2 separate regions of the Mus musculus genome follow, and region 1 is linked to region 2. A link is a contact called in ENCODE Hi-C or POLR2A ChIA-PET data. All regions are on one chromosome and are shown on one strand. Each heading gives the region's core, a stretch centred on a gene start or an enhancer-like site at or near the end of the contact. The rest is flanking DNA. Distances are from core to core; before and after follow the strand shown.

Region 1 (2,700 bases), core at 78-2,577, 160 kb after region 2:
TTCAGTGTTGGATTCATAGATACTTTTAATTTTTATATGGTCCTTGTGAATTGTCTCTTATTATATAATTCTTTTGTTGTTTGGTTTTCTTTTTTATTTTTAATTAGGTATTTTCCTCATTTACATTTCCAATGCTATCCCAAAAGTATCCCTTGGTTTTCTTGATACAGGACCTCACTATGTAGCCCTGGCCGGCCCCTGAACTCATAAGATCTGCCTGTTTCTGCCTCCCAAGTGCTGGGATTCAACGCCCAGTGTATAATGTCATTCTTTTTTATAATGTCTCATTTTAGCTTTGACTGCCTTTTTTTTCTGACATAATGGTCTCTACTCAGTTTGACATAATTGAATGAAAAAAAGTGAATGCTACAAATTGTTTCTTGCACTGGCGAGTAGTGTGCTACATCACAAGAGAAAGCCTAAGTCCTTGTTCAGAGCATCAGTAAAAGAAGAACATGAGAAAAAAAGATGTGTATGTATATTTGTATGTATATATATGCACATATACATATGATTTTTAATATATCATCTCATCGTAGAAGGCTGTACTTGAACTCAAGACCCTTCAACATCTCCCTCCCAAGTAGTGCTGGAATTATATCAGGGCTTTGTTAAATGCCCGCTCCCATAGTTTCCAAATAATTTTTTTTTTAATTTTAAGGAATCAGTGAAATTATTTTGAAATAAAATAGAAGCATGTAGGGATTTTTTTATTACATTTTTATTTGTAATAAATAAAGTGTGTGTACATGCACATATGTGTTTGTGTGCAATCAGAGCTGTGAAGACAACCTGTGGGAGTAGGTTTTCTACCTCCGCCATGTGGATCCAGGGAATAGGATTCATGTCCGCAGGCTTGGAGTGCTTTTACCGCTGAGCCATCTGACAGGCTCTAATTGATTTTTCTTACATCTACTGTTTAACTATATGTATTTAATTATTTATTACATATTGTTTAAATATATATTATATATATGAATTATTTGAGAGCATCACCTTAATGTTCAGCGCCTCTATCTTAATCTAGTCGTATTTTAGAGGCAGTAATGAATGTGACGTTCTCACAGTATATCACGCCATGTAATTAGTGTTGTCAGGACAGGCGTGGGAGCTCTGAGGTCATTTTCTTCAGGAGAAACTGAAAAATCAAATAGGAACAGGGACACGTATTGGGGAACAGAGAAATGAAATGGAGACTAGGTGTGAATGCTGAACAAGAGGTAGTAAACAGATGCGCCACACTGAGGAGACTGGGAAGCCGTTAGCGGGGAGGGGGTGGGGCGGGCTGGTAGGGACGGAGACCCCCCTCTGGAGGCGGAAAGAGGCAGGACCACTTCCGGCCAGGGGGGCGGGTTACAAGCTCAGACCTGAGGAGAGGCTTGGAGAGAGCAGACGTCCTCTCGGCTCACGAGGGCGAGGTGAGCTGAGGTGGCCAGCTTTAGGAAAGACCCCGTGGGGGCTTCAGAGCCGCGGCTTCGGGGTGACTGGCTTCACACAGCATTAAGGTTTGACAGGAACCTGGCTGGATTCGGGATCTAGCGGTTTCGATGTGGTGGGTTTAGAGGTGCCTGGACCCAATTCTCACTGCGTAAAGGCGGGGGCGGAATCTCCGGGCTACGGGAAAGTCTAGACTCAGTTTGGGGATGGAAAGAAGGGATGCAGACCTGGTTGGGATTTTGGAAAGGAAACATCTAGAACACGTTCTGGCTGTAGCAAAAAGGGAGGAGGGTCGAGTTCAGGAGGGAGGTAAGGGACCCGGATCAAGCTGAAGAAAGGGGGCTGGACCCCGTTATGGGCTACGAAAAGGATGAATCGAATCTGGACTAAGAAAGGAGCGACAGAATCCTCTTTAAACGGCCAGAGGACCAGGCTTGGAAGGGAGAAAGGACGGGCTAGGATCCGGGTAGCACTGCTTTGAAAGAGGGGATGACCTGGTAGGGTTAGGGAGCTGGGAATCATGAAGGGGTTATCCCTGTTGGATTTGAGGGTGGGGTATCAATGTTGCAGAAAGGGCGGGGCGGGGCCCTTGCAGACGTGGACCGGGGGGGGGGGGGGCGAGGGGGGATAGTGTTGGCGAAGGCGACTGCGGCGCGGGTGGGGGGGGAGGGGGCTTGAGGAGGGTGGGAGGTGCGGAGGACTGCGGAACCACAGCCTGAGTGAGTGGCTGATGGTTGGCGCGGGCTGGCGCGGCCGCACAGGAATGGGGGCGGGGGTGGGGTGGGATGGTGGTAGGAGGGGGTGGCGCGAAGAGGCCCTGTGGAGCCTGGGGTGGGGGGACGGGCTGAGAAATGATGTAGGAGGAGGAGGCGGTGGGATCGAGATGTTCTGTAGCTCTGAGAGCGGGGGACATATGTGGACATGAGATGGTTAGAATGGTCCTGTCCACCATAGCGCATGCGTATTGAGGGCCTTGAGGACCAGCTGCATTTGGAAAACCTGTTATCATGCGCGCGTGCGTGTGTGTGTGCACGCGCATATGTGTGTGTGTGTGTGTGGGTGGGTGGGTGGGTGTGGGTGCGCGCGTGTGTGCGTGTCTCTCGCTCTCGTTCTGTGCGCATGCGCACTGTCAGGTTGCGGTGTGGTAGAGGGTATTAAGGTGTAGGTCGTAGAATTAATTTGCCATCTTGGAAGCAAAAGATGCTGCAGCTCAGAGACCACATGTTCTGGGCTTCTAGATAGGCAAACCCAGAAAGATTTGGG
Region 2 (2,700 bases), core at 70-2,569:
CACACACCTACAACATCTATGTGGTGACCAGCTGTAGGGTGCTTTCATAGACCCTCAGGACCCTCAGGTTTGAGAACTTTATTTTCTTGGTATTGGAAGTTTTCCATAAGTTGGATAGGATAGGAATTTGGGGCACCAGAATTGGAAGAAAATGAGAGACTATTCATTTGTGCTCAGCAGAGAGAGCCTAGGAGATAAGAAAGTAGAAGGGTGACATTACAAACTTGGGGGAAGTAACAGTTTATAGGAAATGAAACGAATATATAAACCCGCCTTGATGATGTGTGAAAATGTATGTGAATCAAATTGTCCATAAAGCCATAAGGATTGGCTATCTTTCATTTGTCCAGTATGGGCAAAGGTGACCTCAAGAAGCAGACTTCTGACTATTTGTGTATAAGAAAGATCTTGAATTTTATTTCTATAACTACCGTGAATTATAGTTTATAATAAGCTTTTTCTGGGTCTGCATTCACCTGCTCTATTGCTAATGATATTTTGTCTACTTCTCTTTGTCTTTACATTTTATCTTGTTCTCATGAAGACACCCAGTTGTTTATGTGAATTTATCAGGCAACAGAAGTGCCATTTCAAACTAGTGAAAAACGTTATTGAGGGTGAATCTGTCAATGCCATAATAAAAGTCATTACTTTGTACAGTTAACTTACGCTGAAAATGGTAGTTTTTTCAAATGAATTGAATCAGCAAAACATAATAAAACAACAAAACAGTCCAATATAGACACCAGGATGGTCCTTGTAGCATTGTTTGTAATAGTTCGAAAAGGGGGAAACAACCCAGAAAGTACACGAAGCTGAACTAAGTAAATAAATTATAGGACAGTTATACAAGAAAACATTATACATTTCTAAAAAAACATATGCTAAGGGAAAGAGGTTTGAATATATAACTTGAAAAAAAGCAGTTACAGAACAGTAGGTAACTAGTATAGCCGGTGTAGGGAGAAAGTGCACATAATCAGACTACAAATTAAAAAATTAATGGAGGAATGTCTATCAAAGTACTCAATGTCATGAGTATTTCTGAGGAAGGAGATTAAAGATAGCTTTTAATTTTCTGTTACATATTTCTGCATTTCTCTGGTTTTCACATGACAACACACTACTTTTGTAGTAAGAAAAATAACGATATAAAATAAATAATTTCAATGAATGAATCGTTTTCGTGGGGGCAGTTTGGGTTGGAAGGGCTTCAGACCGAACCTGGTACAGAGGCATAAACATGGGCTTTGGCGTCAGACAGCATTGAGCAGGGCCCCATTGCCCCACCCCCGAGGAAGGGGGCGGGGGGTAGGGGGCTGCGGAAAGGGGCTGGGCTGGGCTGGGCTGTCTGCAGCTCTAGTCCAGGAGGCTGAGACTTCGAGAGGGACTGAGAGGAGCAGGCACACGCATCCCAGACTCACTGGAGGACAAGGTGAGGGAACAACATTGGGCTTTCCTGGTGAGCAGACAGTGGTTCTAACTACCTGAAACCTATAGCTGGGCAGGTGGGCAATTCTTATTTGACCACTATAGCTGGAGCAGAAGTGCTGCATTTGATGCGGTGTGAGAATGAGAACGACCAAGAAAGTAGTAAGCTGTATATGAACTGGACAGCAGAGACTGGCAGAGGTGGAGGGGAGAAAAAGGGGAACTGTGCATGCTTGGAGGAGAAGGAAGAATATGGGGAAATAAGAAGGGGAAGGCGAGATCCAGGGACAAGAATAGGGGATGCAGAGAAGGGTTAAGGGACACTGGGGAGGGGGGTTGCATAGGTAACACAGAGAAGGATGTAAGGAATGGGAAGAGATTTCTGTAGAGTAAATAGGAAATGCGATGGGAAATAGGGAGTCCGGAGTTAGGCAAGGGAATAGGGAGGGGGGGAATAAGGAGTGTTGAGGGGGGAGGGGCAGACGGGCTGGGACGGAGGCCCCCTAGGGAGGCGGAAAGGGGCGGGACCACTTCCGGCCTTTAGTGGGGAGGGCAGTATCTGAGTTTCGGAGGGGCTTGGAGAGAGTGGACACACTCGGGAATTGTAGGAGGACGAGGTAAGTCATGGGCCCCAGCTTTGGATGAGAGCCTGCTAGGGGTCGGCCCCACCCTCTGGGATCTGGAGAAAACCTGCCTTAAGAGCCAAATCTTACCGAATCCATCCAGCTAGGAAGGGAGGGGACTGGACCCCGTTTGGCTGGGCCTAAGATGGAATCACTAGTTCAATCCTGAGTTGAGGAGGGGGTGTTACAGGGAAGGAGCCAAACCAATTTGGGTTTTACCGTTTGGAGGGGGGCGTGTTAGGATAAAGGGCGGGACCTGGAGGCTCTGTGAAATTGATAGGGTGGTTGTGAGTAGGGGAGGGGCTAGGACCACCAGACACTGCGACAATTTGGATGGAAGGTTTGTTGGGGAGGGGGCGGGGCTGAACAGCATTGCGGACCTGGAGAGGGGCGTGTATAGGAGTTGGGTGCTGGACTGAGACCGTGGACATTGCGCATGCGCTTTATGTATAGCTAGAAAGGGGCGTGTTGAGAAGGGCTCGCAGAGACTGGGCCAGCTGCTGAATGCGCATGTGCACGGTGGACTTCAAAGAACGGGTTTGTACTGGGAAAGCAGGCGGGGTTGAAAGGGCGCTGCAGAAGACGCGCATGCGCACTCTAAGCCTGCGGCTGGGGGGGGGTGCGCTGGGAAAAGGGGGCGGGGTCC

The links. Hi-C counts contacts between places; a loop is a spot of excess contacts on that map. ChIA-PET counts read pairs that join two places held with the same protein, here RNA polymerase II (POLR2A).
Region 1: a map of left cerebral cortex shows a loop between it and region 2 (3-fold over the local background). The contact joins the promoter of Tro here to the promoter of Maged2 in region 2. A Hi-C loop is called at or near these places in 1 of 37 maps with a recorded cell type or tissue (left cerebral cortex). POLR2A ChIA-PET finds 5 or more read pairs at or near these places in 1 of 5 experiments (embryonic stem cell).

The regions. Positions count from the first base shown.
Region 1 is chrX:150,656,063-150,658,762 of GRCm38, reverse strand. It overlaps Tro (trophinin), which reads left to right and starts at 1,327. Exons shown (of 13, transcript NM_001002272.3): 1 at 1,327-1,418.
Region 2 is chrX:150,812,964-150,815,663 of GRCm38, reverse strand. It overlaps Maged2 (melanoma antigen, family D, 2), which reads left to right and starts at 1,319. Exons shown (of 13, transcript NM_030700.3): 1 at 1,319-1,435.